Regions from separate parts of the Homo sapiens genome. Here region 2 is linked to region 1. Evidence: read pairs that join two places in POLR2A ChIA-PET (ENCODE). Cell type or tissue: OCI-LY7. All regions are shown on one strand. Each heading gives the region's core, and the rest is flanking DNA. Links, peaks and the distances in the headings are about the cores only.

What was found. Peaks named below come from ENCODE experiments on the same cell type or tissue, not always from the same donor. Only the 100,000 strongest peaks of a DNase experiment are listed, where the experiment ranks them.
Region 2: POLR2A ChIA-PET joins it to region 1 with 6 read pairs; 1 of 35 experiments calls an interaction of 5 or more read pairs at or near these places.

The regions. Positions count from the first base shown.
Region 1 is chr13:46,978,089-46,984,784 of GRCh38, forward strand. No RefSeq gene overlaps it. Among named protein-coding and RNA genes, the nearest start is that of HTR2A, 84 kb to the left of the region's middle. In OCI-LY7, for the core only: a CTCF peak has its summit at 5,457; DNase peaks (open chromatin) are centred at 4,943, 5,293 and 5,983; H3K4me3 peaks cover 1,893 bases; H3K27ac peaks cover 2,271 bases.
Region 2 is chr13:46,828,496-46,835,191 of GRCh38, forward strand. It overlaps HTR2A (5-hydroxytryptamine receptor 2A), which reads right to left. Exons shown (of 4, transcript NM_000621.5): 4 at 3,051-6,696. The coding sequence ends at 6,342. Among named protein-coding and RNA genes, the nearest start is that of HTR2A-AS1, 20 kb to the right of the region's middle. In OCI-LY7, for the core only: CTCF peaks have their summits at 3,286 (motif pointing right) and 3,501; a DNase peak (open chromatin) is centred at 3,286.

The DNA.
Region 1 (6,696 bases), core at 1,004-6,003:
GAGAAGAAACAAATAGAGAATAGGAAAGCAATAGAAAAAAATGGATAAAACTAAAAGTTGTTGTTTTGGAAAGATCAACAAAATTGAGAAATCCTTAGCTGGAGTAAGAAAAAAGAAGACTCAAAATCAGAAATGAAAGAGGAGATATTAACAACTGATGCCACAGAAACAAAAAGGATTATGTATTAATCTGTTCTCATGATGCTAATAAAGACATACACAAGACTGGGTAATTTATTTATTTATTTATATTTTATTATACTGTAAGTTTTAGGGTACATGTGCACAACGTGCAGGTTTGTTACATATGTATACATGTGCCATGTTGGTGTGCTGCACCCATTAACTCGTCATTTAACATTAGGTATATCTCCTAATGCTATCCCTCCCCCCTCCCCCCTCCCCCCACCCCACAACAGGCCCTGGTGTGTGATGTTCCCCTTGCTGTGTCCATGTGTTCTCATTGTTCAATTCCCACCTATGAGTGAGAACATGCGGTGTTTGGTTTTTTGTCCTTGCGATAGTTTGCTGAGAATGATGGTTTCCAGCTTCATCCATGTCCCTACAAAGTGCATGAACTCATCCTTTTTTATGGCTGCATAGTATTCCATGGTGTATATGTGCCACATTTTCTTAATCCAGTCTATCATTGATGGACATTTGGCTTGGTTCCAAGTCTTTGCTATTGTGAATAGTCCCACAATAAACATACGTGTGCATATGTCTTTATAGCAGCATGATTTATAATCCTTTGGGTATATACCCAGTAATGGGATGGCTGGGTCAAATGGTATTTCTAGTTCCAGATCCCTGAGGAATCGCCACAGTGACTTCCACAATGGTTGAACTAGTTTACAGTCCCACCAACAGTGTAAAAGTGTTCCTATTTCTCCACATCCTCTCCAGCACCTGTTTCCTGACTTTTTAATGATCGCCATTCTAACTGGTGTGAGATGGCATCTCATTGTGGTTTTGATTTGCATTTCTCTGATGGCCAAGGACTGGGTAATTTATAAAGGAAGGAGGCTTAATTGACTCACAGTTCTGCGTGGCTGGGGAGGCCTCAGGATGCCTATAATCACTGCAGAAGGGGAAGCAAACTCATCCTTCTTCACATGGTGGCAGCAAGGAGAAGTGCTGAGCTAAAGGGGAAAAGCCCCTTATAAAACCATCAGATCTCGTGAGAACCCACTCACTATCACGAGAACAGCATGAGGGTAACTGTCCCCATGATTAAATTACATCCCACTAGGTCCCTCCTACGACACATGGGGATTATAATAACTACAATTCAGGATGAGATTTGGGTGGGGATATAGCCAAACCATATCAGATTATAAGAGATCACTATGAACAATTATGTACCACTAAATTATGTAATCCAGGAGAAATGGATAAATTCCTAGGAATATAAAACTGTCAAGATTGAGCTATGAAGAAATAGAAAATCTGAATAAATCTATAATTTGTAAGGAGGTTGAATCAGTAATCTTCCAACAAAGCAAAACACAGAACTAGTTGACTTAACTGAATAATTCTATCAATCCTTCTCAAACTCTTCCAAAAATTATAGAGGATAGAATATTTCCAAATACACTTTTCAAAGGCCAGGATTATCCTGATAGCAAAGTCAGGCAAATACACTACAAGAAATGAAAACTCCAGGCTACTGTCTCTGATGAACATAGATGCAAAAATCCTCATAAAAATTCTAGCAAGCTGAATTCAATGGTACATCAAAAGGATCATGTACCATGACCAAGTGGGATTTTTCCCTGAGATGAAAGGATGGTTCAACATTTAAAAATCAATCAATATGATACACCACATGAACAGAACTAAGGATAAAAATTACATGATCATCTCAATAGATGCAGTAAAAACATTTGAAAATATTCAACACCTTTACAAGATTAATAAAAACATTTGAAAAAATAGGAATAAAAGAAAATTACCTCAGCATTATAAAGGCAATATATGACAAACAGCAGACGTATTCAATAGTGAAAAACTAACAGCTTTTTCTCTAAGATCAGGAAGAAGAAAAGAATGCCCATCCTCACTATTTCTATTTAACATAGTACTGGAAGTCTTAGCTAAACAAAAGAGATAAAAGGCATCTAAATCTGAAAGGAAGATGTAATATTTATTATTTCTATTCACAGATGATGTCTTATATGTAGAAACAACTCTGCCATACACACACAAACTGTTGAATAAATTCAAAGTTGTAAGATATAAAATCAACATATAAAATAAGCTCTTTTTATATGCTGACATGAACAATCTGAAAAAGATAATTAAGAAAATAATTCCACTTACAATATCAAAAAATAATCAGGACTAAACTTGACCAGGGATAAAAATACTTATCCACCGAAAATTTTAAAAACATGGCTGGAAGGAATTAAAGATACAAATAAATGGGAAGATATCCTGTGTTCATAGATTGAAAGACTTAATATTGTTAAAACACTCATCCTGCCCAAAGTAATCTACAGAATTAATGCATTCCCTATTAAAATTCCAATGCTTTTTTCTTTTCAGTAATAGGAAAACAATCCTAAAATTCATATGGGACTCCAAAGAGTCCCAGATAGCCAAAACAATCTTGAGAAAGAACAAAACTAGAGGCCTCATACTTCCTGACTTCAAAATATATTAGAAAGCTATAGTATCAGAACAGTATGCTACTCGCATAAAAACAGACATATAAAGCAATGGAACAGAATCAAGAGCCCAGGAATAAACACATCCATATACCGTCAAATGATCTTTGACAAGTGTGCTAAAATCACCAAGGGAGAAATATAGTCTCTTCAACAAATAGTGTTGGGAAAACTGGATATCCATGTTGAAAATAATGAAATTGATGGATATGTTAATTAGCTTGGTGTAATCTTTCTACAATGTATATATAGATTAAAACATTACTTTGTACCCCATAAATATACACGATTATTATTTGTCAATCAAAAATGAATAAAATTGGACCCTTATACCATATACAAAATATAGACTCAAAATGGATTAAAGACTGAAACATAGTCCTAAAACTATAAAACTAGAAGAAAACATAGGAAAAAAACTTTATGACATTGGTCTTGGCAAGGATTTCTTGAATGTGACACCAAATGTGAATGTAACACAAAAAGCCCAAGATACAACACCAAAATGGGCAAGTGAGACTACATCGAACTAAAAAGCTTTATGGCAAAGGAAACAGTCCACAGAATAAAAAGGCAACCTATGGAATGCGAGAAAATATTTGCAAACCATGTGTTTAATAAGGGATTAATAATCCAAAATATATAATAAACTCCTAAAACTCAGTGTTTAACATCCCTAAGGAATGAAAAAGCTACAAGATATCACCTCACACCTAAGACGGCCATTATAAAAAACAAATAACGAATATCAGGATATAGAGAAATTGAAACCCTTGTGTGTTTTTGGGAATGTAAAATTGTGTAGCTTCTATGAAAAATGGTGGGGTCTTTCCTCAAAAAAGACTAGGACTAACATATGATCCAGCCATCCCACTCCAGGTATTCAAATAATTCAGAACAAGGCCTCAGATAGATACTTGCACTCCCATGCTTACTGCAGCACTATTCACAATGACCAAGAGGTGGAAACAACTTACATGTTTGTAAGTGGATGAATGGATTGAGAATATGTGAAATAGAAACACATAATAGAATATTATTTAGTCTTAAGGAAATTCTGTCCCACGCTATATGGATGAATCTTGTGGGTTTTACGCTATGTGACATAAGTGAGCCACAAAAGGCCAAATATTGCATGATTCCACTTAGATGAGGTTTCTAGAACAGTCAAACTTATAGAAGCAGAAAGTAGAGTGATGGTTTCCAGGAGTGGGGAGAATGGGGAATTGCTGTTCAATGGATACAGAGTTGCAGTCATCCAAAATGAATAAGTTCAAGAGAACTGCCCTACAACAATGTGCATATAGTAAACCACACCGTTCTGTCTGTACACTGAGATTTGCTAAAAGGCTAGATTTTATGTTAAGTATTTTCTACTACTTTCTTTTTTAAAAAGAATATAGTATCCAATGGAACTGCCATCATCTGTTGCTCCTCCCACCTATCTGTACCAAATTCCTGTGAAAGGTAGAAAATAAACAAATGAACCATGTTAAATTTTGGACCTGAAGATAGATATGTTAAATGCGAACTGATTTATTGAAGCCCCTGGTTTAGGAAAACCTGTGAGTTTTTCAGTGATTCATGATATTAGTGTTCATAATGTGGATGATTACTTTTTTCAAGCAGTTTTAGATTTACAGCAATATTGAGAAGAAGGTACAAAGACATCCCATATACCCACTGCCCTCCCCTGCTGGCCTCCTCCATTATCAACACCCCCCACCCGTGTGGTACATTTGTTACAATCAATGAACATACATTGACATATCGCTATCATCACTCAAAGTTCACAGTTTATATTAGGGCTCACTCTTGCTGTTGTACATTCTATGGGTTTGAATAAATGTATAATGTCATGTGTTCACCATTAAAGTATCATACAGAGTATTTTCACTGCCTTAAAAATCCTCTGTGCTCTGCCTATTCCTTCCTCCCTATCCCCAAACCCCAGCTACCTCTGAGCTTTTGTACTGTCTCCATAGTTTTGCCTTTTTAAAACAAATTATCTTTGCTTTTGAAAAGACATAGAATAATAATTACAACATTATATATAGATGTGTATCTATGCAATATAGGGTTTCCCTGGTGTAAGGCAGTAAGAAGGGGTGAGTAAAAGTATAGAGGGAGCTAGGTCTGAAATTAGAAATAGGTGTCCTTCCCTTTTACATGGATGGAGGAGGGTGATTGGTTTTGGAACAGGAAGTTCAGGGAAGCTTCACCAGAACTTGCCTTAGCCCTTAGCATCCCTAGCCAGGTGTGTTCACTAACCCTTGTTCTGAGGAATAGCACTGTGGCAGAACAGATGTTGGCACTGGGCCCTGGTAGGTAGGGTTCTTGTCCCTCTTTTACTGGCTGGTGAAGGCACGTGGGAATAGTTCTCAAATATGGTTTTCCTGTCTGTAAAATTAGGAAACTGATTTATCAGACCTAGATTGATTGCCTGGACTTTTCATCACAGTCTCAATCTCAAATCTGAGGTTCCCTTCTCTGACTGTACATCGATTTTGGCTTTGTATATGTGGCCACTGAACTTCTCAGGTCTGTCCCAGACTGAATCTTTGATCTTTTTTCACTTCTGCAAAATGCAGGAAGCCCTTTCTTTGTTGTGGTCCCTGTGATGCAAGCTTGGTCAAAAGAAGAAAAGAGCAGAGCTGTGATAAGCTGATTTTAGCAGCAGCGCTCCATTTAGCACCAGGCTGTGTATCCCCCATGAACAGCACAGCCCACTGGGTGCTGGTGGCAGGAATGGCTTTTTGCAGAGACCAAGTGGGTCCAAATGAGAAGGGATTTTCCCATCTTGAACTCCTCTCTTCTGCTGAATTTTCACTGGGGTATAATTTGTTAGTATCTGGCATCGATCCCCCTGCAGGTCATCATACCCATTCCTTTCAGAATGTGGCTGGTAGTCATGGGCAGGGAGAGAGGGACCTTGTATGGAGTTTTGCAGACAGGGCTTCTGATCCCATATACTACAAAATCATTAAAAAACCACCTATCATGCACATGCTGTAAGGTAGGCATTGTGAAAAATGTTTTTCCGTACATTCACTCCCTTATTTTGGTCACTAAACTGCATGTTCATTATCTTTTCAACCACAGGCTTTTGTCCAACATTATAATATTGAGACCTATGGCATACCCTATACTCTTTGTTTCCATCTTCCAGATCCCGAGTCCAGCTACCAGCTCACTACACCTCTGCTGTCCTGCTGTACTTGTATCTTTAAGACACCTGTGAGACCTTTTCTGTGCTTTCAGTTTTATGTGATGGCTTGGCATGCAAACACAAGTATCTCTAGGAAGGCATTCAGGCCTTGAGAACCCTTTGGGGTGTAGTAACAGGAACTTCCTCTTGTGAATCATGCCTTTCATGTAAGAGCAGTCCTGTTAGGAGCACATTATTGACCTCTGCACCTATTCATCAGCCAGAAAGTGTTTATTTACTGAGTATATCCTGAGGTACTGAGATCATTGTCATTGCAGTGTTATTTTGGATTAAATATACATTTGTATTTTTGAAAATTTTGGCATAGTCTACTTTCCCTTGAAAAGAATAACATCAGTAATAACTGGCTGATTTAGGAATCTGTTGACTAGCTTGTCATATAATAGCTTATTTTTCCCCCTTTGAAACTGAAATAGTTGGATTTCTGTAACCTGTGGTATTTTTCTTGGGAATCATATATGTAAAGACTAAATTAGAGGTGAAACTAAGTTTAGTTTGTACATTAGATTTAATTAGTATGAAATTAATTTTAATGTTCTTTTTTTTTGAGACAGAGTCTCACTCTATTGCCTCAATTACTCCAAATTAATTTTCATCGGAACTTCAATAAACATTTTTTTTTTTTGAGACAGTCTCACTCTGTCTCCCGGGCTGGAGTGCATTGGCATGATCTCAGCTCACTGCAACCTCTGCCTCCCGGGTTTAAGCGATTCTCCTGCCTCAGCCTCCCGAGTAGCTGTGATTACAGGTGTGTGCCACTAAGCCTGGATAATTTTTGTATTTTTAGTAGAGAGGGGT
Region 2 (6,696 bases), core at 990-5,989, 150 kb before region 1:
GCAAACCTATTAAGAGAATAAATGAGTTTGCAGCACTAGTTGCTCAACCCAATTTGAGTATAGTTTTTGCTTATGTCACACACTGAACACACAGTTAAATAAACTTTTACTTCTTCCCTCTCTAATGCTGTTGGCTCCCTCAGAGCATCTCCTGCATAAATAACCTGCACCTGAGTCTTAACTCTGCTCTTAGGGTCACCCTAACTAAGACAAGATTATCTGAATAATGGCATATTACTTTTCAATATCTGAAATAAGTGTAGGACAGGAAGTACAAATTGTGCTGTTTTTCTAGAAGACAGAATAAATACTTTTTTAAGGTCTCATAATCTCAATTATAAATGAAAACTTAAGTGACCTTGGCATACTGTCAATGTAAATCTAGCTTTTAAAAAAGAGATCTTCTCTGCGCCATGAATTCTAAATCTATCTGGGCTTTTTAATTTTAACCCTTCAGGGAAATTGAACTCAAATAGTAGGAGCACTTGTTCTTCAGGAAGCCTGAGGGTTATTAAAAAGGCCAATCCAAAATATTGTAGTAGCTATGAAACTGCAGAAGAGAGCCCAACTGTGAGGAAAATGCCAATGTACAAACATTTATGTTGATATTTGCCTCCTGGGCTCATATCTTAGAAACTTCTTAGATACTTAGCAATTTGATTTATCTCATCCCATATAAAAGATAAAGTTGTCATTTATTTGAAATCCATCTAGAGAATTTAAGAAAACATGAGGGTTCTGCATTCCAGATTATCCTTGGCACCTGAAGCAGTGCCTTGGTTCAACAAGGCCTTGTCTGGACTCTCTAGTGTTCAGATAAGCATAGACATAGAAGAGACTCCTTGCTGAGATAATTGACCCTAAGTCCCTTATTATATGCTTCAAGGAGGAAAAACTCAGATTCGTCCAAGGTCAGACAACAGCAGCAGGCTGGACCTCGGTTTCCTGTCTGTCTTCTGCTGTGACTGGGCCACATGAAAAAAGGTTCCAATTGGGTATGAAGACTTCCCATAAAACGCTGGCTCAGATGGACATACTGGTGTTAATATCAAAAAAGAAGGTCAGAGTTGGGCCGGGCATGGTGGCTCACGCCTGTAATCCCAGCACTTTGGGAGGCCGAGGCGAGGGGATCACAAGGTCAGGAGTTCAAGACCAGCCTGACCAACATGGTGAAACCCCACCTCTACTAAAAATACAAAAAATTAGCCAGGCGTGGTGGTGCGCACCTGTAATCCCTGCTACTAAGGAGGCTGAGGCAGGAGAATTGCTTGAACCCTGGGAGGCGGAGGTCACAGTGAGCTGAGATCACACCATTGCACTCCAGCCTGGGTGATACAGCAGGACTCCACCTCAAAAGAAAAAAAAAAAAAAAGAAAGAGTTAAGACTGGTGTGTAAACCATTAAGGAAAAAATTTTTAAAAATTTTGTTTTAGCAAGCCGCATGCCAAAATAATCAGAAATTCACAAAGAAGTCTTGTCTCATTGCATATTTGCTGGGACAAATGCATCATTAATGTTCTTAGTTTAGAATGAAATCTTCAAAGTCTTGAATGTTTCTTTCAAAATCATCATTATTATTGTGGATTAAATTCAATATTAAGTTATAAAACTTTATATAAGTTATGAAGTGTTTGAAGATACTTGTTTTTTTGTTGTTGTTGTTGGTCATTTCAGGGATACCAAGAAAACATTTCTTGTCCCCAAATTTTCTTCTCACTTGTCTCCTTGATGCCTAACATTTTTCCTTTGATTTCTGCCTTTTGGGTTTTCATCATGGTGGGCTGCTGAAGAGATGTCAATGATACACAATGGCATATCAGCTTCAGTTACTTAGTAGTAGTCTTCCAGAGAGTTGACACCCAAGGGAATGGCATATGGGATGGAAAGTTTTTATGTAAGTCATAAGAGAGAGCACCAAAGAAGGGAGATCTGCATTAAGGTGGGGACAAAGCAGAAGTAAATTTTTTGAAAAAGAGAAACACCAAGAGAGTAGCAGAAGCTGCTGAATTATAATATTGCCTATCCCACAGTTTTGGCTAGAATTTGCTCTGATGGCTAATAATTTACAGAGGCTTTGGAGTTGTTCCTTTTTACTAACACACTGATTACATTTACATGGTGTTTTACAAGTTATCAAGCACAGCCATAGGCATGATCTTATCTAAATTACTCTGTCAGTTAGCCAGGATGGGTACCAGCAGCTCCATTTTACAGACAGTGAAATCAAGGCCCAGAGTTGTTAAGAGACTGGTTCCAACTCACATAAGCAGTGAATGGAGAAGCCAACATGGGAACTCTCCTATTGTGGTTTTGACAGGTGATCTTTCCCCTGCACTGCATGAGGTTGGGAAAATATTTTATGCTTTGGAGTCAGATGACCCAGGCTTAAACTTGCCAATTTTCTTGCCAGCAGTGTGACTTTAAATATGTTACTAACTACTCTGAATCTCTGTTTCTTCATCTGTAAAAAAGAAAAATAATTCTACCTTGTCAGATTGTTGTGAAAATTCCATTTGGTGAAGCAAGGAAAGCAACCAGCTTAATGCTTGGCACACAGTAGGCACTCAATATACTTTCCCTGCAGTTAAAGATGAAATGATGAATGAGGGTAACTGTTAAATGACACCATGCCTCCTTGGTTTACTTTAATTCCTGAAATGATCTCCTGTGAAAGAGAGAGAGTGTGTGTGCATATGTTAATGCATCTGTGCGTGTGCACACCTGTGTGCATGTCCTGGTGTACACCACACGCACCTGTGCACATCTCTTAGGGCACTGAAGTTGTTCTCTATGTTCTTAGGCTTCGTGGAACCAGACATAGTGATCAAACATGGAGCATATTTCTACTGCAGATAACTAGAAACTGGATCATGGCGATAAAGCTAATCCAACTGGATGGATCCTAGCTCTGTGACATGGCTGACTTCCAGAAGCACAGGCTTTTTTGCTCTCGAATATCAGGATGATACCTGGAGTTCTGAGTCTGATGACCTGGAAGATTTGGGGTAATTCCGTTTAGTAGACACAGCTATGGACTCACACAAAATTCATTCATTTTTGAGTCTACTTTATTTACAGTTATTTATCCTTTCTTGAAAACTTTTAGCATCGCCTTGATTAAAATAAGTTCATAAAATAATCTTCACTGTATTTGTTACATATGGCACAGAATAATTTAGCACTTTATAAATATGTCTCATTGATGCACAAATGGGAGGAGCACCCTTTGCTGAAAGCAGTACAGTGACTTAGTTCAATTTGGCTACGGTAGCACTTTAAAAAATTACCATGAGATGGCGCTGTGGCCAAGTAAATGCAGTATGCTTTAAACAGTTTTCCCTAATTATGGCAGTTAATTGCTTTTTTTTGAATATAGAGGAATCTATCATTCAACTTAAAGTAGAGCAAGGTTTGTTACTCCGTTTTAATAGTATTCATTAAAAGTGAATCCTTTAATCACAGATCCATAAATCATTTGACAACTGTGTTTCACTTAGGTGTGAGTCTGTTTAAAAAGCCATAGTAGTCAGAAAATTGCCAGACTAAACAAAGGGCCCAAAGGTACCATTTTATTTAGGATCAAGAAACTATATATGTGGACCATTGTTTTCGCCATCCTCATAGACTTGTCTTAAAGTTCTTCCACAAAATTAGATTAATTTCCAGTTTATTTAAAGAGCTGATATTTTTGTTACACTTTAATCTGCTTTGCAGCAATGGAAGGTCATAGAAATATTAGAACATGAATTCACATTTAAATAAACATGATACAAACATGCACACATGTGTATATACTGAGTGTTTTCATTGACTTGCTTTTCGTCCATATAAATATATAAATATTGAATAAAGTGCATGAGAACATGTCTGTACATATATACAGCTACACATTTGCCTATACAGTATACACTTGAATAGATACTTATGGAAGAAAAAAACACATACACATTTGTAATATATAGGTAGTCAAAAGACATCTATCAGGCAACATTAATGTACATTCTGATCAAGATTGAGTATATGGGGGTAGAATCTGTAATCTTTTCCCTAATATATAATGAAATGTGCAGAGTTACAAGTGAAGGCAAAATACATTAGAGTGGAGACATTTTAACATTTATATTTTCATCAGTTAGTATGGTATATCATAAGGAGTAGTTCAGTTCAAATGCAGCCTTGGTACTAGCAGCATATTATACATTCTATCTTTGAAACAGTGAACCATCTTTCAACATATCTATGAGGACATAATGAGAATTTTATGCATTTCCAAATTACACAATGACACTTCCCACATTCTTTAGTTTTCAAATCTGTATTTTTTTCCCAAAGGTTTAGGGCAAACACTATTTCTCATTCAATAGAAATGCTTCAGCATTGTAATCATATATATAACATTGATTCTAATAACAACATGCAATTTAACCTTGAGTGTTATAATATCAAGGTGGATTAACTGTTGTTAATCTCTTTTTCTCTTTAGTAACCATTTCAATGAAATATTATAATATCTGCTTTTCTATTAGGGAGCCCAGTGTCAATGAGTAATACTGAAATGAGTGAGTTTTTGGAGAAATAGAAGAAAAATTTTGCTCAAAACTATGGTAGTTATAAACTGGCTTGAGATTGAGGTGCGTATTTCTAAATTAATTGCAATGTTAAGCCTCAAGTGATATTTTCCCCCTCCTTTATTTGTTTGGTGTTTATTGGTAACCAATCAGGAAAACTTATTTTTAAAACTACTCTCACAGTTGAAACAAACTTGTTTCTGAACCAGGTAAGAAGGAAATAAGTTGAAATGATTCTAAAAATAAGTCTGTATATATTTTTTGACTAAGACCATTTCAGTTTAGTCATTTTCTTTTTTTCTTTCTTTTTTTTTGTGATAGGGTCTCACTCTGTTGCCCAGGAGGAAATGGCAGTGGTGTGAACTTGGCTCACTGCAGCCTTGAGCTTCTGGGCTCAAGTGATCCTTGCGTCTCAGCCTCCCCTGTAGCTGGGACCACAGTTGTGTGCCACAAGGATCAGATAATTTTTTGATTTTTTTTGTAGAGACAGGGAGGTCTCACTTTGTTACCCAGGTTGGTCTCAAACTCTTGGCCTCAAGTGATCCTCCCATCTCAGCCTCCCAAAGTGCTAGGATTACATGCACGAGCCTCCGTGCCTGGCCGAGCCATTTCGTTTGAAGGCAAGGATTTTGTTTTAATTATTTTTATATTTCTCATATCTAGAAATTTGCTTCACACATAAATGTACACTCAATAGATGATTGTGGAACCAAGCAGAATGGTTTTAATAAATAGTATAAACCGATGGATCTGAAAGCATCAGTTTACCTGATGAGTGTCATAGGAAAGTCACCTGCTTTTTACAGAGATGTCCTAGGACTCTACCACTGTCAGTAGCCGGAAACCTGAGTTCATCCTCAATCCTGACACAGTTACATCAATATACATTTACTGCTCAAAAGAGTGCATGCATGATGCAGTCATTTCACAGCAAGTTACCAAATACCTCGATAGTGCTGTTTTAGAGAAGCAATTGCTAGAAAGGCATTTGGTAATGTTAAATCATCCTTTTGCTAGTTTACCTAGAGGAACAAATATTAAACAAGACCACACTGGAAATTCAGAGTAAAGCACAAGAAGTAGAAGAGAAAGCAGCAATAGTTATTGAATAACATTTGAAGTCTTTTTCACTTCTGAGAATTAACTTGAAATGCAGCAAATGCCAGCAACCTTGTGAATATTTCAAAATGGTATCTATGAAAAAGCAGGAATGAAAAATGTTGTCAAGTATTTCATTTAATTATCTTAGCAATACAGATTTTATAACACTGACCTTAGTGGCTTTTTTTTTCTCCTTTCAAAATATATACCATAGTAAGTTTTAAAGATAATTTTTAAGAGGCCATTATATTCAATAAAATTTTCACTATTTATAGCTATTTTTATTTACAGCAATAGGTAACCAACTCAATCCCATGTCATCAATGAACAGCATAGCAGCAAGGTTTCCACTTGAAAATAGAAGTTAATTTAGATTTACTTAGGGCTTCATAATTATACAATAAAAGTGAATCATTTTAAAGACATATCATTTACAATGTTATAAATAAGTATCAGAAAGCTCACAGCTGAAATGCTGTCAGAACATTTTCCAAGCACACATTTTGTAGCATTGAACCCCGCTTTTCATTGACAGAATAAAATGAGGCATACAGATATGATCGTTGGTTCCACTAGACTTGTCTAATTTTTTCCAATCTCATATTTTTTTTTTTCCAGATAGGTGAAAACTTGCTCAGTGTGCCTTCCACAGTTGCCACGGCAACTAGCCTATCACACACAGCTCACCTTTTCATTCACTCCGTCGCTATTGTCTTTAGAAGCCTCTTCAGAATGCTGCTTTCCTAGAGCAACCATTGAGCAGTCATTATCTGTTGTCTTGGCATCTTGCTTTGAATTCTTTTTTTGTCCCATTTGAAGTTGGCTAGACTTGTAGGCCAAAGCCGGTATTGTGTTCACTAAAATTAACTGCAATGGTTTTTTGTTTTCCTTGTACTGACACTGAATATACCGTGAAAAGGCTGACCTATAGGTCTTGTTGAACAGTGTGTAGACTAGTGGGTTGACTGCTGAAGAGAGATAACCGATCCAAACAAACACATTGAGCAGGGCCCCAATGACATCCTCA